7 separate regions of the Mus musculus genome follow, and all the other regions are linked to region 4. A link is a contact called in ENCODE Hi-C data. All regions are on one chromosome and are shown on one strand. Each heading gives the region's core, a stretch centred on a gene start or an enhancer-like site at or near the end of the contact. The rest is flanking DNA. Distances are from core to core; before and after follow the strand shown. Region 1 holds the start of Nf2 (neurofibromin 2). Region 2 holds the start of Nefh (neurofilament, heavy polypeptide). Region 3 holds the start of Emid1 (EMI domain containing 1). Region 4 holds the start of Gsdma (gasdermin A). Region 5 overlaps Znrf3 (zinc and ring finger 3). Region 6 holds the start of Thoc5 (THO complex 5). Region 7 overlaps Lif (leukemia inhibitory factor).

Region 1 (3,336 bases), core at 517-3,016, about 94 Mb before region 4:
TGTGGGAAACGGTGCAGAGTTCATACTACTACTATAGTTTATACTATACCACTACTAGAGCACATGTTCAGATGGAAGCTCTCTAAGCCATATCCTTTCAGTTTATGGATGCTTAATTATATAGGCATTGTCGGTTAAATCATTGGCTGATCCTTCAGTCTTAAGGGAAGAACTGAGAAGTCCCAACCTTAAAGATCCTTTCTGGGAACCAGGCTGAATTCTAAAACTACTATAGCATGGCAACAGCATCCAGCTCATTAACACACAAAAAGAAAACGAATACTTTGGCGATTCCAAGGATTTTAAAAGCAATAGGCTAGGGAAGCAAACCAAGTATATTCCAGTGGCACAGGACCTATCTGACTGGCTTTTTTGTTGTTGCTTTGCTTTTTTGTTTGTTTGTTTTTTGAGAGTCAAATGTGTAAATGTCTGACACTTAGCAAGTGTTCAGGGTTGTGGATACAACCCAGTGATGGGGTGCATGCCTAGCATACACAAGGCCCTGAAAACACAAACACACACACACACACACACACACACACTCACTCACATACACACTCTTCAACAAAATGATAGCTATTATCATCATGTTAGAAACTATAAAGAGTAAATGTAAGACACTCTTTCCTCAAAGAGTTTTTTCCAGAAACTGAAAATTTTGGAACAGGGAAAAGTACGAGCTTCCAATATAACTAGATGTAACTTTTAAGACCTAGGGTACACAGTTAATACCTAGCGAAAAACTCCCTGGAGTTTTAGGCGCGAGTTCTACACACTGCACACCGGTTCGTTTCTACGGAAGATTCCAGTGTTTCCCAATAACAAATGAATGAAAATAACCTTCGGGAAATGCCAAAACCAAGAACCCCACTTTAACAAACAAGCAAACAAACAACTAGCTTTAACTTGTGATCTGGCCCTAGAAAGCCTCTTCCGGTTCCAGATAATGATATATACGGAATCCCTTAAGCTTGCACTTCGACTGTCACCACAGCGAGGGCACCCCATGGGTAGGGACCCGCGTCGCTGCCACCAGACAGGCAGAGATTCCGCGGCTCTCCACTCACAGCCCGTCGGGGTCGGCGGCCGGTTACCTCGCAGTTGAACTCCATCTCGGCGTCCATGGTGACGATCCGCACCGTGAATGTCTTGGGCTGCTTCCTCTTGAGTGAGCTGAAGCTCATGCGAGAAGCGATGGCTCCGGCCATGGCGCGAGGTACCGGCCTTGGATCCCCTCACCCCTAGGCCCGCGTTCTGGGTCTCTTAGCCCCCCTGGAGTAGCTGCACAGGCCTCAGGGCCACCATGGTGGCCGGCTGGCCGGCCCGAGACAGACCTAGGCTGCCTGGGTCCCCAGCGGCCAGCATGGGCCGCGAGGACCCGGCTGTGGGTGCGGAAAGATGAGTTAAGGGACAGTCTCTGACGACGGGGGGGTCGGGGGGAGATGCCGGCAAAAGCACGCGCAGCCCCGAGCTTGGAGCTTCGGGCTGGGGACGCCAGGGACGCCTTTGGACAGAAATCCTAGACGGCTGCGGCGCCGACGCCGGGCCTCTCAGCGACCCCCGAGGGTCGCGGGGCCGCGCAGTAGTTGGGAGCGCACACGCGCGTGCGTGTCTGTCACCAGCTCCGCTCCGCGCGCCCTCGGGAAGCGTCCTCTACCAACCCCCACCTCAGCGACCTGCCGGATCCCCGCCCCGCCCCGCCCTCCGGACTCCCACTACGCTACTCAGCGACTCACCCTAACACTTTTTTCTCTAAGATACTGTGATTGGCAGGAACGCCAAAGGAAGCGGGACTTCCGCTTCGTCCCGCCTCCTGGAGGCCTACTCCACCAATTGAAAGTTGCACTGAACGAGGGCCGCCGGTCTGTTCTCGGCGTTGAGTGGCTGTAGATGCGGTCACTCCGAGCGCTTTTGTTCCTAAAGTATACTCCTACTCTAGCAAGACTGGTTGAGAAGGAGCGGGCGGCGCCTTTCCCGGGAAACCTGTAGAGGCCGGGACTGCACCGCACGAGGTACTGTTGCAGTCAGTGAGAGATCCCATTTATAGCGTCTTACCAGAGCTTCAGTCGTATCTGGGACATCCGGCCGAAATTCCTTTTTGACACTTAATTATATATGCTGACTCAATATTTTTCAAACTTTAAAAACACGAAGTGAGGCCGCTTAAGTTGCCCCGACTTGCCTGCCAGATCCTTCAACTTCTTTTTAAGAGAATTAGAATAACCACAGAATTCATGATAGTCCTTACCTTACTAGGTGGTTGAGGAATTGAAACTTGCTTAATACATATAGAAAGCTAATTTTATTTATTTTTTTTTTTTTTTTTTTTTTTTTGAGTTTTTCGAGACAGGGTTTCTCTCTGTATCCTTGGCTGTCCTGGAACTCACTCTGTAGACCAGGCTGGCCTCGAACTCAGAAATTCGCCTGCTGCTGCCTCCCAAGTGCTGAGGATTAAAGGTGTGCGCCACTATTGCCCGGCAAGAATTTTCATTTTACCCTCTGTTCCTTTGTTTGGTTTTTTTGTTTTGTTTTGTTTTAATTTCCAAGCTACATACTTGGAGTACTTGTAGCTTAACGTCATCAAATGTATAATATGCTTAGGAAAATTTCAACTTTCTGGGGATTTGTAGAGTTTTTACTTGTTTTAAAGATACATTCCCCAGGCACTGCTGCTGTGAAGAGACACCATGACCACAGCAACTCGTATCAAAGAAAACATTTAATTGGGGACTTTTTCTTCTTTACAGTTTCAGATGTTTAGTCCATTATCAGCATGGTAGGGAGCATGGTGGCATGCATGGTACTGGAGCAGTAGCTGAGAGATGGCTATATCCTGATCTGCAGGCTTGGAAAGCAAGACAACCATTTGGCATGGGCTTTTGAAACCTCAAAAACCACCCCTAATGATAGACTTCCTTCCACAAGACCACACCTCCTAAGCCTTCTAATTCTTTCAAATAGGGCCACTCCTTGGTGACCAAGCATTCAAATATAAGCTTATGGGACCGTTCTTAGTCAAAGCACCACAGTTTTGTTTTTTTTTTTTTATCTTATGTATATAAATGTTTTACAGCACATATGTGCATTGCATGTATACCTGGCACACATGTCAAAAGAGGGTTCCAAAGCCCCTGAAACTGTAATTCAGTCCTTAGCTACTGCATGGGTGTTGGAAACTGAACCTGGGTCCTCTGCGAAAGCAACATTTACTCTTAGGCACTAAACCACCTTTCCAACCTTTGTATGTCTATTTGTTTGTTTTTGAGACAGGGTCTTCCTGTGTTATTTGGGGTATCCTAGAACCCCTGAGCATGTCCTCTTCCTCAGCCTCTCTTA
Region 2 (3,640 bases), core at 514-3,013, about 94 Mb before region 4:
TGACTACAGGAACGACTACAGCAGATGACTGCAGCTGACACAAAGAAGCCCAGTTACTCTTTGCCCCAATCCCAAAAGAAATGAGAATGAGAGAAAGCCAATGTTGGTCAAGGTCACCCTGCAGCTAAAGGGTAAGGTTTCAGGGCAACTGCAGTCTAGCTGACTCAGAACCCCTGTAAATTTTGGGAAAGAGGAAGGGGATATTAAATAACAGCCATTTACAGCAATGAGGTCCACATGATGGTTCCGTACTGGCTAGAAACGGCATGAAAATGAATGGCTTTCATTTTTACACAGCAATTACTAAAATTCGCGATGTTATGTACTGAGCAAGTAGTGGGACGAAGCCTGGTAGAACGAATACTCCTGTTCCACCCACTGCGCAGGGTGCGCAAGAAAGGGTGGGCAGAGTTGGCATGGCAAGCGGCTGCTGGATACCTGATACGCTGGGTCCAGACGGGGCTTGCTCCATTTCAGATGGGAGATCAGTCTGAATCTGGGGTCTAACAGTGTGTGGGGCACAGGGGTTGGCCCCGGTGTTTAATTACAGACATAAAAAATGTGGAGGGTGGTTTCCTTTTTCTAAAGGAAAATCCAGAGTTGGGGCGCCCCAAGGGAGGGTCTGGGTAAAACCGCTACTTTGTCAGGTGGCATGCACCTCGCAGCGGGTCTAGCTACTTCTGAGAGGAGTCCTCTCGGGCTGCTCACTGCTCCGCCAGGAGGGGGCGACCCCTTCCCACCCCGCGCTCCCGCGCACCTCGGAACCACTCCTCGGACTGCAGCGTGCTCTGCACCGCGTGGCCTTCGAGCTGCGCGCGGATCTCCCGCAGCGCCGACGTCACGTCGCACTTGAGGGCGTCGCGAGCCTCGGCCTGAGCCTGCGCCTGCGCGGCCCCGCAGCCCTGGATCTGACCGAGCAGCTCGCCCACCTCCTCCTGGTGGTGGCGCCGCAGGTAGCCGCACTCCTCCTGCAGCGCCTGCGCCTTCTTCTGCAGCTCCACGCGCGCCGCTTCCGCCTCCTGCGCGAAGCGCGCCAGGGCGCGCGCCGCCGCCTCCGCCTCCTCACGCTGCCGGGCCTCCTCGTCCAGCCGCTGGCGGACGTGAGCGATGTCCTCCAGCAGGTGCTCCTGCTCCAGGCGCAGCTGCCCGCGCGCCGCCCCGAGGCGCAGCACGGCGCCGCGCATCTCGCGCACCTCGCGCTCGTACAGCTCGCCCATGGCGGCGCGGCCGGCTTGCTGCTGCCGCAGCGCCGCCGCCTCGCCCTCCAGGCTGCGGTTGTGCGCCTCGAGCTGCCTCACCTTGTCGATGTAGCCCGCGAAGCGGTCGTTCAGAGCCTGCAGCTGCTCCTTCTCGCTGCGCGCCGCCACCGCCGCCACCACGCAGCCCTCTGGGCCGTTGCTTAGGGTGTCTAGCGAGTCGGTGCTCGAGGCGGCGCCGCGGAAGCGGCTGGGTGAGGCGGACACGGAGCTCACGGACGTCCGCGCCCACGAGTGGAAGCCGCTGGAGGAGCCGGCCGCGGAGCGCGTGCCGCCCGGGCCTGCCTTGCGGCTCAGCGAGTAGTGCAGGCTGCCGCCTCCGTGCAGCGGCGCGAACGGGGCGCCCAGCAGCGCATCGGCGCTGCCGAAGCTCATCATGGCCGGAGCAGGTGCGGCCGCCAGCGGAGCGGGAGTGCGGGGCTGGGACGGGGCAGGCAGCACTGCGGCAGCTCTGGGACTCCGGCTCTTTTATATCCGCGGTGGCCCGGTCCGGCCCCTCGGCAGTGGGGGGCTGGGGAGGAGGGCCCCACCCTCTCCACCTCCTCCCCCGCGGCCCCGGGCCGACCGGCTTCTCCGCAGTGAGAGGGGCGGGGCTGGGGGGGACGACCCAGGAGTGAAGGGGAATCGACGCATCGTCAGTAGAGCCTCCCGAGGTCAGACCAAGGAGTAAAGGACTTCCGGAGCGGACAAGTGCAGACCTCCAGGTGCATGTCGGAAGACCCTATTAGTCAGAATAAGACCCTCAGAATAAGAGAGGGCACTGGAAATAGGGAGAGGATTGCAGAACTGATGGGTCAGGGCGCCTTCGGGTTGAAGCAGTGGGAGACTGCAGTGATTACTATGAGAGGACACCCCCACTTGAGAAGCAGCACAGGGTTGGTTCCCTGATAGTTAGAGAGGACCTTGAGATGAGGAGTGCAGACTGCAGTCACCCACGAAGGGATTCTGTATGGGGTTGCATGATGGATGCTACTGATGATAAATGGGGACCTTCTAGCTGGCGGTGCAGTGTTCCCCAGATACTACAGCGGCCCTGGGCCACCCAAAGGGGCTTAAGGAACTGTACAGCTGGCTTCGGGGTTGGGGTTGGGGTGGGCGTGGAGTTTGAAAGGACCGCAAAGCTACCCTGAGAAGGAGAACACTGCAGACGGAGAAAGGGAGCGCTGGGTGAGAGGAACGTGGTGCTCTCTAAAAATTCCAGTGGCCACGACTGGAAAGTGGAGTCTCCTCTTGCCCGGAAAGGAAAACTGCCTACGAAGAACAGGGGGTCCCTCAGTAGGCAGCAAGAGCCTCAACACCGAAGCCAAGTTCTGCCACAGGGTGGGGTTAGCTTCTGTGCTTCGCTAGCTGAATGACCTTGTACAAATTGTGTTCTCCTATGTTTGGTTTTCCCTTGTGTGCAAGAGACAAGATGCAGCTCCAAGCTCCCATGTGCCCCTAGGAGGTTCGAACTTGGGAAATGTCTGGCTGATTTTGGGGAGGAGAACCCACATATTGCCAGTCGGAATAGTAACCAGTTCCTCTCACCTGAGAACTTTGTCTTTCTCCCTTCCTTGCCCGATTTTTCTGCTTTATCTTGGCATCTCATTCCTTTTCCAGAATAGATGAACCAGTACTGCCGTAAGCATCCCCTTTCATGCTCCGAGGAAGTGGTGGAGTGGTTTTTCAGTACCAAAGTCCACCGACCTCCATCATGAGCCCTACTGAGGCTTCAGGTGAAAGGGCGGGGACGGCGGAGGGGCTTAGACTTGGAGCTCTTGCTTTATTATACGGCTCGTTCTTGGTTTGGTTTTCCGGTCAAAAGCGGTGTTAGTGGACGGAGCCGCCCGTGCCGCTATCGCTTCAGCACCACGGACAGCAGCCGCTCCTCGGATGGGAAGGGTTAAATCTATGCCTAACGGAGTAGGGAGGTTCCATAGCTTTTCCAAGCAGTCCCTCTGTGCGGTACAGGGGAGGATTGGATGAGTCATATGACGGGCTCGAAACGACCTACGGTTGTATGTAAGTGACCCACCCCTGCATGTCCTGTCCAGTGCCTGGCTCTCTGTGAAGTTCTTTCTCCCTGCAAACCTCTTCCCGGAGCAGAGAGAGCCCCACTCCAATGCCCACTGACAAGCTCTGGAAACCAGTATAGACTTCTTCAGATCAGAACTTCTCCCAGGCAGTTACCTCAAGCCTCACTGCACCCCAGTTTGCTGTGGTTTTCTCTTTTGGAGGGATCCCTAGGAGGAGAACTGATAGATTCCCTAAAAGAGATCCCTTTCCTGTCCTGTGTCTCATTCCCAGCCCCTGGCTGCAGGCCAGGAGAGTGCACTAGGGAGGAGGGGGAGGAGACTCTAGTTTTTCATGATGGAGCAGAACATGATGAAGCATTTTCCCAATTT
Region 3 (3,376 bases), core at 534-3,033, about 94 Mb before region 4:
GGGGAAACTGAGGTTCACGGCCATCAGTCTCGGTGTCTGTAAAATGGGTATGAGGGGGCTGCTGCAAGAGCTTTGTGACAAGACTATACAGAGGGACAGACTGGGTGAAACCCAGACACCTGCCCACAGGCAGAGTCCCCACACAGGAAGCCGGGGACACGGAGTACAACTCGGAAGTGGTGGCCTTGGGCCAGCTGGAGGGAAGTGTCTCACCCATCACCCCAAGTCTGACCCCAGGAAGCCCTAGATCCTCACCCCTCTTATGTGGGGCTTACTCTATGAAGTGGGACAGATAATTCCCCACTCTCAGACTTTGTTTCTTTCTCTATAAAACAGACAGCAGAGAGAAGCAAGCCTAGATAGCAGCTGGGAAGGTTCTAGAAGCAATGGATGCAGGAAAAGTGCCAGCCCACACCAGCTGTGGTTGGCACACTGTAGGGGTGCTGTGGCATCTGCCACATCTGCCACTCGGCTGTTCCCATCTCAGACAGCTAACTGCCTGACCTCTGCTGCCTCAGCCACTTCTACCCCTGAGCCTGCTCTACCCGGTCACCTGCTTTTGCTAGCTCCCAGGGGGGGTTGCTGGCCTCTGACCACAAGAAAGGGAAACTTCTAAAAAGAAAGAAGTGAGGCCACAGGGGGGTGGGGCCCTCACGGGCCTTTGAATGGGCTGAAAGGCCTAAGAGGCCTGGTTAGTCCACATTGTCTGTCCTGGAGACAGGGGCAGGGGCTACAGGCAGAGCAGGGGCCAGGGCAGGTTCAAACTCTGCCATCGAGTCCAGAAAGGGAGAGCTGAATCCCAGCTCTTCCATGAATACCCACCACGAGCACATTAGTCTCAGTTTGCCCCTCTATTGAGTGGGGACAAGTTTCCCTACATCCTCCAGTCTTGAAGGCACTGTCTAGAAAAAGCCCCACAGGACCCGATCCTGGGAAACACTCCACAAAGGCCGGCAGAGAGTCATAGGCTTTTGGGAGGTCCAACCAAATGCCAGGTCCCAGGGGGCCTCTGACACTGACCCACTGTGCAGTCTCCACCCCAGTCCTTCCTCCGAGTGAAATAAATAGCTGGGACATAAAAAAAGAAAAAAGAAAAAAAAAAAGAAAGAAAGAAAGAAGAAAAAGACAGTAGCAGGGGAAAAGAGAGGGGATTCCTGAAGGGCTGGCTAAGGGGTGATCCTGGCATTTTACATGTACATGAAGGGAAGGGGGGCTTGGGCGAGACCCACAGAAGTCCTGGGAAGCTCTGTTGCATTGCCATGGGTCCACCTTCTGGGGCCTCCGGGATCTCAGTAGGGGAGGCCGTCTGTTCTTTCACACAGAAGTAGGTGAGCCGGCTATCCTGAGCACAGCGTGCCAAACCCCTGCTCCCACTGCTTATGGTATAGAGATGAGCGATGGAGCCCCTGCAACAGTCTCGGACTGCCTCCGATGTCCCGGGATTGCAAGGAGCTGGGGTCGGGTCTCTGTCCCAGTCCTAGGGTTGCATGGAGCTGGGGTCGGGTCTCTGTCCCAGACCCTGAAGTTGCACAGAGCTGCGATCGGGTCTCTGCCCCAGTCGCGGGATTGTACGGAGCTGGGGTCGGGTCCCTGTCCCAGTCTCGGGGTTGCACGGAGCTGGGGTCTGCTTCCCTCACCCCAGTGCTGGGATTGCACAGAGCTAGGGGAGACTTACCTGCGACCCGAGAACCGGGCGCCCGGGACGCTCCACGCGGCGCCGCCTCCCGGGAGCAGGAGCCCGAGGCAGAGCAGCGTCCAGGCCCGCGGGCCGCCCATGCTGTCGTCCCCACCGCAGCCGCGGGCGCGCAGAGCCGGTTCCGGGCGGAGCAGGGCGGGGGCGCTCGGCTTCGCCCGCCCCTCGCCCCCCGCCCCCCGCCAACCCGGAAGCCGTCCGCGCCCCCGCCAGGACGCCCTCCAGGTGCCCACCTGAGCCGCAGACTGGGAAACTGAGGCCCTGGCCGCACCCGCCCCCTCGTCCCCGCAACGCTGCCAGGACCTGAACCCACCACTCCAGAGCGATCGCCTCTGGACGCACATCTTTGACATCTTTGCGGAACTGGGTTCCCGAAACACACAGGATCTTCCCATCGACCTAACACAGGCTTCCTGCGCGAGCTGTGCCATTGTCCCAGGCATCTCACCCCATACATCCTGCCCTGACTAAAGCTTTCATCACTCCGTGTTGGGCTGGCTAGGTCGCCCATGTTACGGAGGAGAAACCCGAGGCTCAGGTGCTCCCGCGTCCCCTAAGTGCAGTGACCCTTATACCTGTTTTACAGGGAGACACTAAGGCCCAGAGCACTCTGGCAGAGTAACCCCAGACCCACAATCCCCTCATCTCAGTGTTGGGGTCTAAGCACAAGTGTAGACAGCATTTTGGCATAGGCCTCAATTTCCCATTCCCTAAGGTAAGGACTGGCTGAGAGCAGAGGGCCTGGGTGGGACTCAGGCACATTCCACGCGGCATAGCAGGTGCGAGGAGTTTGCCTGTGCTGACATGATAGACTATTTGTGTGCATGGATAATGTTGTATGCATGCACGGCGCTGTAAACATGTATGTGCTGAATCTGTGTGTACACGATGTGTTTGTGAGCATGGGCAGTATTTGCTTATGTACGCCATATTTGAATGAACAATGTATGTGTTTGTGTGGTGGGCATGTGTATGCATGTATGTCTGTGTACACGTGAGATGCCTGTATGCATGCATATCATGTTTGTGTACACGTGTGCATGTGTGTGTATATGAACATGTGTGTATATGAACATATATGTACATATATGTACACACATATATGTACATATATGTACACACATATATGTACATATATGTACACACATATATGTACATATGTGTGTATATGAAGTATGATTTTCTTTCTTTCTTTCTCTTTCTTTCTTTCTTTCTTTCTTTCTTTCTTTCTTTCTTTCTTTTAGATGAGCTCTCTATATGTCCTGGCTTGGTCTGGAACAAATACACACACACACACACACACACACACACACACACACACACACATATATAATATGGCTAGCTTTCATTTCACAGAGGTCTGTCTGCCTCTGCCTCCTGCATGCTGGGTTCGATACTGTGCCCAGCTCTACACAAGAGCAGAGTCGTCACCAAGGGAGGTCACAGAAGACGTCTACTGCACGCCCCAGCAGTGAGCAGCCTAGGTCAGGGAATCTTTGCCCAGCTCAGCTGTGCAAGGGGCCATGCTCCTGTGGTTGCTTGCCCATCTCTGTGTGGAAACAAAGACAGTCTGAGTCCTGGGGCTTGCTTCTCCTGGACCTGTGGGTAGAGTCAGGACCAGGGCATAACCAGAGTCCTTTGCAGAGAAAGAGAGAGCCCAGCCCTGTCTCCAAAAGGCCAGGT
Region 4 (3,489 bases), core at 198-2,697:
AATACCACACTTCTGCACTTGTACTGTCATATAACAAAACCATCCCACACACCCAAGAACCCAACTCCACCTTTCCTAAGGGGGATGGGCACCTGACAGCAAACAGGAGCTAGAGCTGTCTGTCTAAGATGCTGATAGCTGTGCCAGGTGAGAAGTGGAAGGGAATGGAGGAAAGAAAAGGGGTGAAGGATGGGGACCAGAGAGGCAGAACAAAGTGTGGAAGGATTCTGAGAAAGTAAAGTAATAAAGTTTTAAAGATATTTTTGCAGAGTGTGAGACTCTTTCCTCACTCCTACCAGTCCCTAAGGAAATCTCCAGGAAACTGCTTCTTCATATGGCCTTGCAGTAAATCACATAAATTGTAATTTAGAGACCTGCCTGTGTGTGTAGAATCCTCTTTTAAGTGATTTCCAAGGAGCAACTTTAATAAGATAATGGGGGCTGGAGAGATGGCTCAGAGGTTAAGAGCACTGACTGCTCCTCCAGAGGTCCTGAATTCAAATCCCAGCAACCACATGGTGGCTCACAACCATCAGTAATAGAATATGTAGTCCTCTTCTGGTATGTCTGAAGAGAGCAGCAGTGCACTAACATGAGAGAGAGAGAGAGAGAGAGAGAGAGAGAGAGAGAGAGAGAGAGAGAGAGAGAGAGAGAGAGAGAGAGAAAGTTCCTGAATGACCTACAGGGAGACAGCTGAACGCCCACAGCATACATCCTGGGCTGTCCGTCATCTCACCGCTGAGATCCACCTCTGCCTGTGTGTGAGCATATATTCCATATACTTAGAGATGCTTCCAAATTATAGAAGGCCATATGAGCTCACTCTATCCTGCCTCCTCAGACTTCTGTGCATACTGGTACCAAGTTATGCATGTGTAGCCAAGGCACATATACACATAGAGAGAGGTAAGAATCAGCAGGCTGATGCATACAAAGTTGAAGGGCAGATTTTCAGCTGCTCTGCTGCCTGTAGTCCCTGAACATACAGGATTTCTTATCACTTATCATTTCCACAAGGCCTCAGATGAATGGCAGGTGCTTCCAGATGACATCAGGGCAGTGATCCACCCTGTATCACCCCTGCACACAATTACACGCATGCATGAGTACACACACACACACTCACATGCACACTCACACACAAATAAGCATAAGTGCATACACACACGCACACAGCCAATTCCCACTGCCTCCCTTCCTCCCCAGTCTATAAGCAAACTTTCAGTCCCCCTTCTTTCTGTCTCAGCCCCAGCAACACAGACACCTGCCTGGCATCTTTTTACCCACCCCCACAGGACCTGAGGCGGGGCACTTCAAACAGGTTGATGCTGTTCTCCTGGAAGTGGAACAAAAAGGGGTGGGGTCATTGTGGGAGGCGGGGTCTGTGGGAGCTTACATCCCCGCCTCCATGGAGGCATAAAGCAGCCAGTCCTGATAAAGGACAGCCAGTCATTCCCTCACCCTATAGACAGAACGAGCTCTGGTTCCTCACCACACACCAGCTGCCAGACAGGATCCAGCATCACCCTTCCCTGGTAAGATCAATGATGGCTGAGGAGGCAGGGGGACATTCTGGGGAACCAGGGGAAGGTTGGGGCCAAATGGGCATGGGATTTCTTATCCTTTATCATGGCCATAAATCTCCCTGCATTTTACTGGGGGTAGGACTCATAGTAGGCCTTAGAGAGAAGAGAGGCAGCCCTTTGAGTGCCACTCTGGTGAAGGGTAGGTCCTTCTAGGTACACTCAGTTGGTCTCTGGAGGGACATAGGCCATCCCAACCCTTCCAGGAACAAGGGCTGGAAAGTATATTGTAGATGGCAGGATGGCCCCAACATCTCTGTGTGCTCCTTCCTGTTTCCCTGCCTCTGTCAAGTACTACAGAAAGGTGAGGCCCATGGAGGCTAGCTGATGTGTCTGATCTCTTCCACCCACCAGGAAAACCTGGGTGTGTCTCCTGGATCCCCAGGTGAGATACCTCGACTTCAAAGACAGAGTCCTAAACTGTCAAACTTGTGATCCTTGCAGGCCCCACATCCTCTTGGTCCCTCTCCCTCCAGCATGTCTCCCAGGACCAAGCTCACTCTTTCTATCCTTGTTTCTACCAGACATGGTGCTGATGCTGTAGAGGTGACTCAGGCCCATTTCCTGCCCTCAGGAAAGTCACAGTTGAGTAGGCAAGGCAGTCAGGTGAACAGATGGATGGTAACAAGATGAATTAGCAGGTGTTTCAGAAGTGGATATACAAGATGCCTTGGGAATGCAGGCAGAGTCACCAAAATGCCCAAAGGAGTAAAGGGGTGAGCAGGTGACATGAGTTGAGTCTTTTTTTTTCCTTCTTACTCCAGTCCTGCTTGCTCAGAGTCCAAAGATTGATTGATTGATTGATTGATTGATTGATTGATTATAAGTACACTGTAGCTCAGATCTCATTATGGATGGTTGTGAGCCACCACGTGGTTGCTGGGATTTGAACTCAGGACCTCCAGAAGAGCAGTCTGTGCTCTTAACTGCTGAGCCATCTCTCCAGTCCTTCAGTTGAGTCTTATAGGACAAATACGAATTCTTTCTATTGGAAAGGGGATATATCGTAAGCAGAACTAACAAAGGCAAAGAAGTAGTTGGGAGAGAGGAACTAGGAAATTTGCCCACTTATACTGGTGTTGCTAGGAGGTGGGTGGGAAGGAAATGGAGGGTGCAAACAAGTGTAGCCTTGCCAAGGAAAGGGCAACTGGGGAAGCTGCCCAGCTCTGACTGCCCAGGCTCCTGGGCCCAGTGCGGTTGCTTCTTTCCCTAGTGTCCACAGGTCCTAGTTTCAACTGTCCCTTAGTGTGACAGGACACTTCCCTTCCCTTGCTGATGACAGACTCTAACTGGGCTCTGTTCTGTGAAGAAGTGAACATGGAATGAGAAAAGAGCCCTTGGCAAAGGGAAAAGCCGGCATCTTGTGTCAGCCATGTGAACTCTAGAGCTCGGGATTGTCCATCACAAAAGAAGGACTCCGTGGGCTCCTTCCAAATCCAACATCCAGATGCTCTAATTGTCTCCCCTCTACTCTAGGAGTGAAGCCTGGTGACAGCCTCTTACAAAGTCCTTACCAGGTCTTGACGACCCCAGCGGCTGCCTGGACATTGTCCATCTCTTTCTCCACAGAGACAATGACTATGTTTGAGAATGTCACCCGGGCCCTGGCTAGACAGCTGAACCCTCGAGGGGATCTGACACCCCTAGACAGCCTCATCGACTTCAAACGCTTCCATCCCTTCTGCCTGGTGCTGAGGAAGAGGAAGAGCACACTGTTCTGGGGAGCCCGCTATGTGCACACCGACTACACTCTCCTGGATGTGCTGGAGCCGGGCAGCTCCCCCTCAGGTCAGCCTCTCACCCAGAGCTGTGAGGCCAGGGCCAGCCATCCTGACCACAGGGAAGATTCTCAAGCTCTCCCCACTGATATGGTTAGGGGTCACCAAGCCCAGAGTTCTCTCTGGGG
Region 5 (3,849 bases), core at 870-3,369, about 93 Mb before region 4:
TAATATTCAAAGTTGTGGACTTTGAAATTTCAGGATCTCCAACTCCAATGATTAAGAACACAGTTAGGAGCACAATCTGCCCACCAAATGGGCAATTGTTAGGATGACATTTTTGAACATTCAGTCTTCTTATCTCTTTCCTTACCAAATATGGTTTGGGCAGGTAAGAAAAAAAAGGAAAAGGGATAGATTGTTAGGAAACTATAATCTACATGAAAGAAACTAGTAGGTTTTTTTTTTTAAATAGTTCTTTAAGATGTTTCTTTCTCTTATTAGCCTCTGAAATATTTAAGCACTAATAAGGTATTTGCTTTCTAGAAAGATTCTACTCTGACAGCAGACTAAGGGCATTGGTGGAAGAGTTGATGGTCCAGTGGTCCCTGTTTGCCGAAACTAGCTACATGGTTACATACATTGTTAGGTCATCCTGGAATTTCATCCCTATACTCACTGAAAAAAGTCTAGTACCATTCCTTTCTATTAGGAATGTTGCCTATAATAGGGGCCATAGTTTCCATTTTATTTCCCATAGGTATTCCAAGGGCACCAGCTTTAGGGCTCCAACAGAGCAGCACAAAATGAGCTGTTCTTAGAATCCACCCTTTAAATGATGTTCCATATGCAGTGAGCATAGGTTTTGGGGGAAGCAAAACTTATCACCCTCAGAATTCCAAGTTCTAAAAACCTTTCCAAGATGTTTTAAGTAGAAAATATAGTTAACCCCATCAAAGTGAATTCTCTTCTAGTTACATAAAGAGTATCTGTGACCTGTTAACTAAATTCCTATCACTACAGGGAATCCTACAGGGGAGGAAAGAGGTATTCTGAAGGCTGACAAGGAATCAGGAAAGCAACACTAGGATAAAAGCCCAAATAAAGAATTTCAATCATGGGTAGGCATGGTGGTACACACCTTTAATCCCAGTACTCAGGAGGCAGAGGTGGTCAGATCTCTGTGAGTTCGAGGCCAGCCTGGTCTACAGAATGAGTTCTAGGACAGCCAGGACTATTCAGAGAAACCCTGTACCCCCCCCCCCAAAAAAAAAGATTTTCAATCCCTCTATCCCTGGAAAACAACTGGTCCACATGCCCTCTGCTGTATGGTAAGCTCAGACAGATACCAAGCTGCCAGCTCTGAGGGCTAGGCTTCAGGCTTGGAATTTAAAACCAGGAGCTCTGCATTTATTCCAGCCTCAGCTTGGAGCACCTTCCAAATCTCTAAACTGTAAGTTCTTCTTATCTTCTTTCAGCTGGGAGAGCCTGTTCCGCACATTCTGAAACACATGAATGAAAGCAACTGTCAAACCTGGAAGCCTGGCTCTAGGTGAGTGAGCAGGCATCCCTTCCCCAGTCAGTCTCCAGGGACAGAAAGCATGACAAGAGCCATCTTTCAACTTCATTCTCTCCTGGCCCAAAAAAGATAGGAGTTTAGCCAAGGATATCTAACATTAGTCTCCCTTCCCCAACCCATCATTTTCTTTCCCCCTTGCCCACTTAGAAGACTGCTACCTCTTACAAGGACCTCAGACTTTGCATTCTCCTTTAGTTTCTATGATTTCCTAAACAAAGAGATGTAGGGAAAACACCAATCTACAAACTATAAACATCTACAAGGGGGCTCACTAAGGACTGGGAGCACTTCCTAGTACTGTGAGGTAGCACAGCCTTCCTTGGCAAAGGATAGGTCTTCAGAGGCCTGCCAGAGGAGCCTCTCATTGTGCATGCACTCCCTAGGCAGGCAGCAGGGAGTCTGGGAGGAGAAAGGATCCCTTTGAAGCACATGGCGTTAAGAGCTTCCCAGTGACCATGGAAACAGGCACAGTGGGTTCCCAGCCTGAGAACCAGGGAGAGCCAGCCTGGATTCAAACACAAAACATACACAGGGCACGCAAGATCTAAAAAGCAGGGGCCAAGGCTAAGGGTACGTAGCCTGGCTGGCAGGAACCGAGAGGCTCCCTGTCAGGAAAATCCAGTCTATGAAGCTTCGACGGTTGACAGGAAAGGGGGAGGGAGAGCCTTTTCACTTCCAAGGCTTTCTTCTCACTAGTTACTGTCCCTTGGGCTTTATTCAGCACCTATCAGGTCAGCATAGTAGGACCTTTAGTTGGCCTGCTGGCAGCCAGGCCGGGATCTAGCAAGAAGTGATCAAAGGAACCATCACCACAGCGCACTCCACCCCCTCCTCCCTTGGGATGAGGCCCCTGCCAAGGTGATCCAATGGAAGCCACTGGGGGAGGGTGAGAAAGAGACAGCTTTCATGTCTGTCTTTTCCTTAGAACAGTCACAAAGCATAGCAAGACAGGACTAGCAGGCCATAACTCCCTACTTCTGGGATGAATGGTTGTTCTTAAGTGAAGACATTGGGGGAAGGGGTAGTCACCTAGATTGGCACCTGGGGTGTGCTCTGGTGCCCTGATCTTTGAAGCCCTAGAGACCAGCAGCCCTGTACATGGTACTTCTGGATTCCCTTTCACAGCTGTCTGCCTCTTCCTGGGATGAAGTTACACTGAAGTCTCCATGTTATCTGAGAGTCTTTGTGACGTTTTGGGCTTAATTTTGTCAGGGTTCCAACTTAAAAGAGGGAGAGAAAATAGGGTGGCTTTTCTTTTTGCCCCCAGCAAGATGAGAAAACAATGTGATTAGAGTGTGTTAAGGAGGAAAGATCCTGGCTTACAGATAGAGTATCTCTGTCTTGTACTAGAGGGAATCAAAATCAAATCTGGCTCAGCACCAAACCAGGGAAGGCGCCAGAAAAAGGCACAAGTCCACTTTAGCCACTGACCCGGCTGCTGGGTGAGCAGGGCTGACTTCATTAGACCAACTTCTCTAGAGAAAGGCAGTGTTTGGACAGGCCTGCAATTTGAGAAGCCAGTTAGGTACATTCTCCCTTTCTTACCTTTGTTGGGCTGCCAAAATATTTACTTGACTTCTTAACTCTGAATCTCTGAAACACACCTGGATTGCAGAAAACAGGCAATTTTCTTATTTTTTTCTAACTCGTGAAAGACAGTCCAATCTAAGCAAAAATAACAATATCATGAAGGAGGCAGGAAGAAAGGAAGGCTGGTAAGAGGTGTCATTGAGCATCATTCAGTCACTTAAGAGGTTGGTAGGTAACCTGGACTCTTCTGTGTGTAGCTGTGGATTGGGGTGGTTGGTGGTTTCCAGGGCTACATAAATAACCAGCAGATTTTACAGGTGAGCCTTTTGCAAATCAAATGGATTTTATTTGGCTTTTAGGAGAGAGTCAGTTTCTATGCCAAGTAAAAGTCTGTGTGGCAGTCAACTGCATTATTAATATTATTGTTGTTGTTATTAATATTACTACTACATTAACTATTCTACCAAAGTTGACTGCCTTGTAACACCAGATTGGGGACCATGGACCAGGCAGAAAGGGACACTGCAACCACAGAGGCTGAACTTACTTTAGATTAATTTCAGATGATAGGAAAGAGCCCAATCAGCTGAAAAATAAAATAAAACTGGGGAGAGGGTGTGTAGTCTTCTGAAGTTTTTAAAAAAGAACTTAGGAAAACAGGTCTAGTGGGTGAGAAACTATGTGTGCCCATTTCTCTTTGTCATGTGTGTCTGTCTATGAGCCCATTTGCCAAGGCTGAGTGGCCTACTTCCATATAGGCTGGTTCTCAATGAGGCCATTTAATTGACATGGGTTGATCTCAATGAAAAGGTCTCCGCACTACCTGTTGGTACTCATCTCAGGCTCTCCAGAATCCCAACTAATGACCCTACTTACCCTTTTAGCTCTCAGGCCCCAAACCCTCCTTAGAAGAGCCTGGGCATCAGTTAGGGAAATAATCTACACTCTGCTGTTCATCAGCAAACCTT
Region 6 (3,775 bases), core at 1,168-3,667, about 94 Mb before region 4:
GAAGGTGAATAAAAATTTCCAAAATACTTGGCTTATTACCACCTAATCCTGTCTCATAACTTGGGAACCATGGGCCTCTCTCAGATGATAGTAGGGAGCCCTCCCTGTCACAGGCTTTTGTGAGTTTTGGGTCAGTGACCAAGGGTACCTCCCTTGCCCCGGGCACCCTGTAACCTCTGCTTTCCTCCCTGTAGTCCCCTTGGTTCGACACATGGAGTCACGAATCATGATTCCTCTGAAGATTTCTCCTCTCCAGTGAAGCTGGCACTGCCTCCACCTCCTTCCCTTTCTCCTGTGGACTAGCCTGGAAAGGAGGCGCTTCTAGGCCACCTGGCACAGTTTTCTCTGAACTCTGGAAGACTTCTGATGGGTGGTGTTCAGCTTCGACAAAGATGACGTTTTCTGAGAACTTAGTCCGTCCGTACCCAGCTAACCTCTCTCCCATGCTGGATGAAGAAGTTCTTAACTTCCCAAGCTGCAGAATAGCAACCTTTTAAGCTTTCACACACTTTCCTCTTAAGATCCGTCATCTCCAGGACATAAGTCCCCAGCTCCCAACTGTGGCCATGGCTTAGTTGCATAAAAGCAGGCATGACTGGCTGTTAGGAGGTATGGTGTGAAAGGGTATCAGTCCAGGTATGGCCCGGGAACTCTCTGGTGTCTACTTGTTAAAAAAGCAAGCCTGAGTCTTTAAAAAAAAATAAATAAAAATCCTGGAACTGCCATAAAGTCTGAAGTCGTGACAGTCAGGAGGAAATCCAGAAGTTATCAGTGTCAGTAGGTGGTCCAGAAGTCTACTTAAAGGGCTAGGAAAAGGGTGGGAGTGGGAAGGATCTGGGTACATGAGACAGCCTTGAAGCAGGAACCCTTCACAAGTGGGCACATAGGATTCAGAATTTAAAATACAGAATTGGGAAGACAGGACAGAGGTGACAGAGGATCTTAAGGGAGCACCCTGTTCCTAGACAGATGGAGAGGCGTATCCATGTTTTCCTACATAATGTGGTTAAAACTTGAATTTGTGCTTCAGCTCTTCTGTACTTCTTCCTTCCTACAGGCAAAAACACAGGCTGAGACCTATAGTTCCATCAAATTCTTTCTTTCCCTTCTTGACATTGTCCCCCAAACCCTCATTTTGCAGAAACACTAGGTCTGTGGAGTAGGTTGTGATTCTGGGGTCTCTTCAATGACCCCGGTACCTCATGAACCCCTGCTTAGCATGGTTGTGCTACCATCCAGGAGAATGTTGATGGAACCAAATTAAATATTTACTGTACGTTGTGGTGTTGTCTTCATCTACAAGGAATCTCAGTAGTTGTCTAAGGCAGGGCAGCTTCCAGTTGGCTGAGGGTTACACTGGCTTTGATCTCTTAGGGAGACCGTCTTCATCTTCGTCCCAGAGCAAGAAAAGGAGCTGTTTCGGCGCCACAAGGTATTCAATGTTCATGTTTGCAGACAACCAGAATTTACTCCAGAAATGCCAGGCATAGGAAACATCTGAAGCTTACAGGTACTGCACTAGAGTCTTGGGGGAAAATAAAAAATCAAAACAAAACAAAACAGTGAAGCAGGAAGCAGGTGTAATATAGGATTATGCCCCTGCCTCAGTTCCTTTCTGGGTGTAGTGACTCCGATAGTATCAAGAAGTTAGAGTGGGGGGGGGGGGCGGTGGTGGCACACGCCTTTAATCCCATCACTTGGGAGGCAGAGGCAGGCAGATTTCTGAGTTGGAGGCCAGCCTGGTCTACAAAGTGAGTTCCAGGACAGCCAGGGCTATACGGAGAAACCCTGTCTCAAAAAACAAAAACAAGGGCTGGTGAGATGGCTCAGTGGGTAAGAGCACCCGACTGCTCTTCTGAAGGTCCAGAGTTCAAATCCCAGCAACCACATGGTGGCTCACAACCATCCGTAAAGAGATCTGACTCCCTCTTCTGGAGTGTCTGAAGACAGCTACAATGTACTTACATATAATAAATAAATAAATCTAAAAAAAACAAAACAAAAATTTAAAGAAGAGTCAGGCATGGTGACACCTGCCTAAGTCCAGCGAGTCCAATGCAGGCGGATCGTAGTGACCAGCCTGATCTATATAGCGTTCAAGACCCGCAAGTGTGCTATGTAGTGAGGCCCTGAACAAAGTCAGAAGACAAAATCCACTCCTGTTCAAATGATAGCACAGCGACACTTGTGCTTTCTTGAGATACCACAAACTCACTCGAGTGAGTCGGCGGAGGGCCCACTAATTCACACTCCGGTGAAGGGGCACGAAGCACAGACTTGGACATTATCGCCCCAGTTTCCCAACTTAATAGAACTAGACTCGCCCCTTCCTTGCTTCCCAAGCTGCATCTGGCCTTCGTGTCTCACTTCCGGCCTGTGGCTCTCTTCTTCCGCTTCTCTATGGTCGCGAGCCGGAAGTGGCTACCCGGCTGGAAGGCGTGAGGAGCATTCTGGTGAGCGAGGGTAGAGGGCTGCTGGCTGGGGCTGCAGGTCCTCGCTGGGCGATCCGGGCTTGATGTGCAGACGGCACGGAGCGTGTCCGCGGGCTGGGGTCCTCACCTGTCGGGGTCCCCCAGGCTCGTGGCGGTTTTCTAGGAACTAACCGGAGCAGCATCCTCTGTCCCCATTGTAGTCTCCCGAGAGTGCTGCTGCTGGTGGTGACCCTCGTCGATGGTCCTCTTGGGCGTGTGGCAAACGCTCCTGGGTGGCGGTTGGCTTTCCCGGGTTTTCCGTGCCACCCTTGTGGGTTTTGTCAGATGAGTCCGCCACTCGTTTACCTGTCACCGGCAGCCTCCTGCGGTCCTCTGAGAGAGGCGTTACCATCGTCGCGCCGCACCAGACTCCAAGGAGTCGCAGAAAAGAGCTTTTATTGCTGGAGCAGAAAGGCTGAGAGCGCGAAGTGCGGACGTTACAAGGGCAAAGAAGCTTGGCTTGGCTTTTCTTTATGTTGTCCGCTCTATTTCCTAGCTAGCTGGCTGGACTTAGTGTATTTGCTTCATTAAATATTTTGCTTATCTTAATTTCTAAGAAAAGGAAAACAAGAATTTTTTTTCTTAAGTTATACTGCAAAGGGCTCGGGCAGTAAGAAGAGGTGCCACCTGCTCCGTTTTAATGAAGATTTTAAATGCAGTCACTATAGTCCTGTCTGTCTGGCAGCTTCTGTAGTCCAGGTTGGCTTCACATTGGTAAAGATCCCTCTGCCTCAGTCACTCAAGCTCTGTGATTCCTGATATTTACCACTATCCTGTCTCACAGCCCATCCGCCCCTCCCCCCTTTTTTCTTGGAGACGAGATTTTATTATGTAGCCCAAACTGACTTTTGAACACATTATATAGCAAAAGCTGATCTGGAACATCTCGTCAGCCAGCTCTCAGTCTGACCTGTTCTCATTGCAGGCATGTCCCGCCACACAGTTTTATGCAGTCCAGGAGATCAAACACAGGCGTTTGAGTATGCTAGGCCAGCACTCTACCAGCTGAGTAATATTCCCAACTTCACAGTCACTTTTTAAACCTATAGTTACTTTGGTAGAAGAAAACTTGGGTCTGGTCTGCATGCCATAAATAGGAAATGGCTTCCACTTGTCTTATGATATTGATATAACTGCATAGTATACATAGTATGATGAAAACATTTATTAATAAATTCTGTCTTGGTTTCCTTGTCTAAGATTCTGAGAGAGAATCCATTTCTTTTTAAATTATTTTTATTTTATGTACATCGGTGTTTTGCCTGCGTGCGTGTCCGTGTGAGGTGTTAGATCTTGTAGTTACA
Region 7 (3,620 bases), core at 608-3,107, about 94 Mb before region 4:
TTTATAAGTTTTGTGGGTGGAAGGGTACCCTGGGGTGGAATGATGGAATGTGTCTTCTCTTGAGTTGGATGAGAGAGTTCAGGCTTAGAGACTGTCAGATGGAAGAGTCTAGGTCACCAGTGTTCAGGCTCCCACAGAAGCACAGCGGCCAGCTTCCAGTTGTCAAAGCCTGACGAACTCGGTTAGCTTCTATGCAGTTCCCCCCACAGCCTGGCGTGGTTGGGGTCTGCCAGCTGGACCTAGAGGTGAGGTGTGTGCAGGCAGGAAGAGGCAGGCTGCAAAGGCAGGTTCCCAGAGTCCTCCCGGGGAAGGACCTCTAACTGTCTAGGAGTCAGGGAAGGAGCAAGGCAGCCAGCCATTGCTGAGGCAGTAGCCGACTGCAGCTCTCATCTGCTTCTCAACCCCTGAGAACAGGTGATCTTGAGCAGACAGACAGGTAGCATAAAGTAGAATGTCGGGTCTGAGGCCCCGGAGGTCGCAAAGGTACTTGAAGGGGACCAGAGGGCTGTCTTGGGTCCCTGGAGCATGGAGAAGCAGAACTTGAGGTCAGGGTCTCAGGGAAGATGAGGCCCAGAGTGCTGTGTTTGATCCAGCACAGCTGTCTATTTATTACTATGTCCTATTTATATTAACTTATTGGTGCTTTAAATGGCAAAGTTAATTCCCCGAAATGGTATGAGGCTCCTTCCATGGGAGCTGGGGCCGAGACTCTCCACCTAGTGGGGCCTGGTCTGGAGGCACATGATTGTTACAGGTGCAGCTCATGGGTCAAATCAGAGAGCTGGCTAGCTCCTCTGTCTCCCACTGTGACTCACTTTTAGGGTGTCAGGGTCCCCCAGAAAAAGCTGGGCCAGTTTGTCTCTCTGCTTCTGTCTCTGTCTCTCCGAGTCTGTCTCTGTCTGTCTCTGTGTCTCTGTCTCTTTGTCTCTCTCTGTCTCTGTCTCTCTCTCTCTCTCCCCGCCCCCCCCCCTTCTCCCTCTGGTCTCCAAGGGGGTGGAACAGTTTCTTGTTGTTTTGTCCCACTGAGCTCTCTGGCACCCCCTAGATTCCTGCTATGCGGTGCACCATTCATAATGAAGTGAATGGCTCTGGAACCTTGGGCAAAACTGATTCCTTCCTCAAATCGTAGCTGAGGAGTGCTGAAACATCCTGACCCGGCACCCAGCGTGCTTTCGACCAGCATGGAAGCTCCTCGGGTGGCCCGAACACCCACAGAGGGTGAATACAGGAGGTTGGAGCAGTGCAGGCCCTGAACTGGGCCTGAACAGCTGCCCAGTGCGCCAGAGAAGGGGAGATCAAGGCCCGAGACGCCTGGGACACAGACCAGGAAGCTGTGGTCCTTGCTTCATCGCTGCCTTCCCACTCCCGCCCATGTCTGGGCTCCCAGGCAGGGAATCCGATCTGATCTCTCCTTTGTGCTGAGGCCAGGCAAGCAGAGGAACGCCCTCGATCTGGGAGCAGGGTAGGGAGGAAGGCAGCCAAGCTGGGGCAGTGGCTGACTACAGAGCTAGCTGCCTGCCTCTCAGGCTCTGAACAGGGCGGTCCTTAGCAGTTCAGCAGTGGGATTCTGCTTCACGCGGTTTTGCACCTTTCTCTGTCACTCTCTAAGCACTTTACCTGGACGGCAGGTGGACAGGCCCTGGAGCTCTGGCTTAGGAAAGGCCTGGAACCATAGATGCAGCAAGGAGACTATGGTGGGGGCCACGCGTGTCAGCGACAAAGTTACTCCACCGTACTCCTGTTGCTGCGTCAGGCTCATCTCAGGACTGGCTGCCCTTCTCCAAGCTGAGAGTCAATTTGTCTAAAAGCCAAGATGATGCCACAGCCTGGGGCCTGTTGGGCTTTGTCATCACTTCACATTTGTATGGACTTGGACTCTCTGGGCTCCGCCCACCTGGCAGCTTTGAAGGCTCAGGGACCAATGGACTCTCTCCGTGCACGCCCCCGTCCCCCCAACGCAACCACCTACCTGCGTCTTACTCCATCAGTTGCCCAGCATCCCAGAACCATTGAGCCTTTGGGGAAAACAGACTTTAGGGGCAGGTAGTTGCTCACCTGACATCTTTCACCTGGAAGCATTGACTTCCACCGAGCATAGTAGGTAGTGTGTCTGGACCAGAGAAAAAGGGATGGGGCATTTTGCAGTTTATCCAGAGAGAAGCAAAGGGGCCTTTATTTATTATTTAAAACTTCAAACCTGAAAGCACTGAGAGTTTACTGGTCTGCCCCCCTCCCCCCACTCTTGTCTATTTCTGTGTCCTTGATCCCGACTCAAGCAACCCAGCTCTGCTTTGCCTGCTCTCTGGAGCAGACATGGTATGTGGGCCAGGACCCCGGAGTCTTGCATGGTAGCGGCTTCAGAAGGGAAATGATATGGCTGTCTGCATTCGGATGACTCCCCAGTCCCAGCCCAGCCTCTCCTTTGCACTGCTGCTCTCCCTCTTTCCTTTCCTTTGGAAGGGACTTGGCCTTGGGTGACAAATTCCTCTTTGATGAATGTACCCTGTGGGAATGTTTCATACTGACAGATTATTTTTATTTATTCAATGTCATATTTAAAATATTTATTTTTTATACTGAAGGAGTGTCTTTTTTTTTTAAAGAAAAAATGAAATAATAAAGAACTCATTCTTGTTGAGCCTTCTGGAGTGCATTGATTTGGTGAGGGCTTGTGGGGGAACCTCCTGTTGGGACTATAGGAGGATTGGAAGATGAGATTTCCTCCATCGGTCCAGGAGGGGTAGGAGGGTGGTATTTGGGCCCAGAAATAACAGTGAGTGGTGTTTAGAATATGAGGTGCCACTAAGAGAGGGGACCGATGGCTTCCATGGGTACTGGTGTGACATCTCACTAAGCACAACAGCCAGTTTGTTCCCGGTTAGCTGAGGAGAGAACTGAAGCCCAGAGCGAGGAACTGAATATCCAGAGTAATCTAAAATGTCGAGGTCACCCCTCCCAGTGAGAGGTGACCCCAGCTAGTCCCCAGCCCAATGGGTGTGGGCCCACTCAGCTCCCAACCCTCATGTTCTCTCTGCGTGGAGTTTCAGGGATTTGGAAATGGCGTCTGTCTGGAGCTCCGTCACCCAGGAAGGGTCCACAGGCACAGGAGCAGCATCAACATTGGTCCAGAGGCTCCTATCAGAATCACACGAGACATTGTGCCCTAAGTGGGCTAACTAAGCAGCCATGACAGCATTTCTGCAAGGCTTTTTTGGGGGGGGTACCGATGGCTCTCAGGGAGTGCTTCCTCCCACAAAGAGATGCCTTCTCCACAGCACCCTTTCTCTATTCCTTGGGGAACAATGGGGGTCAAACTGTTAGACACAGATGTGTCTGGTAGGTCCCCTAAATATCTCCTGTACTTTGCTCTGGGGTTTGAATCTTGGGCTCCCCCTGAGAGATTCATTATGGAAAGCAGAGCAGAGTTTCTGCATCTATGAATTGGTACACAAATGTGTATCTTGGTTGTTGCCTGGAGGCAATGGCTAACCCTTCTGAGAAGATACCAATGATGGAAAGCTTTTTAGGCATTGGTAAGTCCAAGGCAGGAGGTTACAGAATCATCGGGCAGGCATCTTCAGCCAGCATCTCATCTTCTCTCTGCCAGGATAGGACTGACT

What was found. A loop is a pair of places that touch in the nucleus more often than their neighbours do.
Region 1: a loop to region 4 is called in a map of T-helper 2 cell, with 12 times the contacts of the local background. The contact joins the promoter of Nf2 here to the promoter of Gsdma in region 4. A Hi-C loop is called at or near these places in 2 of 37 maps with a recorded cell type or tissue (T-helper 1 cell and T-helper 2 cell).
Region 2: a loop to region 4 is called in a map of T-helper 1 cell, with 6 times the contacts of the local background. The contact joins the promoter of Nefh here to the promoter of Gsdma in region 4. A Hi-C loop is called at or near these places in 2 of 37 maps with a recorded cell type or tissue (T-helper 1 cell and T-helper 17 cell).
Region 3: a loop to region 4 is called in a map of T-helper 2 cell, with 9 times the contacts of the local background. The contact joins the promoter of Emid1 here to the promoter of Gsdma in region 4. A Hi-C loop is called at or near these places in 3 of 37 maps with a recorded cell type or tissue (T-helper 1 cell, T-helper 17 cell and T-helper 2 cell).
Region 5: a map of T-helper 17 cell shows a loop between it and region 4 (10-fold over the local background). The contact joins the enhancer-like site here to the promoter of Gsdma in region 4. A Hi-C loop is called at or near these places in 2 of 37 maps with a recorded cell type or tissue (T-helper 1 cell and T-helper 17 cell).
Region 6: a loop to region 4 is called in a map of T-helper 2 cell, with 13 times the contacts of the local background. The contact joins the promoter of Thoc5 here to the promoter of Gsdma in region 4. A Hi-C loop is called at or near these places in 2 of 37 maps with a recorded cell type or tissue (T-helper 17 cell and T-helper 2 cell).
Region 7: a loop to region 4 is called in a map of T-helper 17 cell, with 10 times the contacts of the local background. The contact joins the enhancer-like site here to the promoter of Gsdma in region 4. A Hi-C loop is called at or near these places in 2 of 37 maps with a recorded cell type or tissue (T-helper 17 cell and T-helper 2 cell).

Annotation. Positions count from the first base shown.
Region 1 is chr11:4,847,778-4,851,113 of GRCm38, forward strand. It overlaps Nf2 (neurofibromin 2), which reads right to left and starts at 1,767. Exons shown (of 17, transcript NM_001252250.1): 1 at 1,095-1,767. The coding sequence starts at 1,208.
Region 2 is chr11:4,946,301-4,949,940 of GRCm38, forward strand. It overlaps Nefh (neurofilament, heavy polypeptide), which reads right to left and starts at 1,764. Exons shown (of 4, transcript NM_010904.3): 1 at 758-1,764. The coding sequence starts at 1,634. It also overlaps a transcript of Ap1b1 not described here.
Region 3 is chr11:5,150,447-5,153,822 of GRCm38, forward strand. Emid1 (EMI domain containing 1) reads right to left here and starts at 1,784. Exons shown (of 15, transcript NM_080595.3): 1 at 1,676-1,784. The coding sequence starts at 1,776.
Region 4 is chr11:98,662,904-98,666,392 of GRCm38, forward strand. Gsdma (gasdermin A) reads left to right here and starts at 1,448. Exons shown (of 12, transcript NM_021347.4): 1 at 1,448-1,535; 2 at 3,153-3,371. The coding sequence starts at 3,158.
Region 5 is chr11:5,316,426-5,320,274 of GRCm38, forward strand. All of the region lies in intron 2 of Znrf3 (zinc and ring finger 3), which reads right to left. Among named protein-coding and RNA genes, the nearest start is that of Kremen1, 57 kb to the left of the region's middle. Within about 2 kb of position 2,120, at least 2 of the 3 ENCODE cell types and tissues checked have a DNase peak (open chromatin) inside an H3K27ac peak, as active enhancers do.
Region 6 is chr11:4,892,926-4,896,700 of GRCm38, forward strand. It overlaps Thoc5 (THO complex 5), which reads left to right and starts at 2,418. Exons shown (of 20, transcript NM_172438.3): 1 at 2,418-2,453. It overlaps Nipsnap1 (nipsnap homolog 1), which reads left to right. Exons shown (of 10, transcript NM_008698.3): 10 at 195-1,276. The coding sequence ends at 259.
Region 7 is chr11:4,269,877-4,273,496 of GRCm38, forward strand. Lif (leukemia inhibitory factor) reads left to right here. Exons shown (of 4, transcript NM_008501.2): 4 at 1-2,638. Among named protein-coding and RNA genes, the nearest start is that of Gm11958, 14 kb to the right of the region's middle. Within about 2 kb of position 1,858, at least 2 of the 3 ENCODE cell types and tissues checked have a DNase peak (open chromatin) inside an H3K27ac peak, as active enhancers do.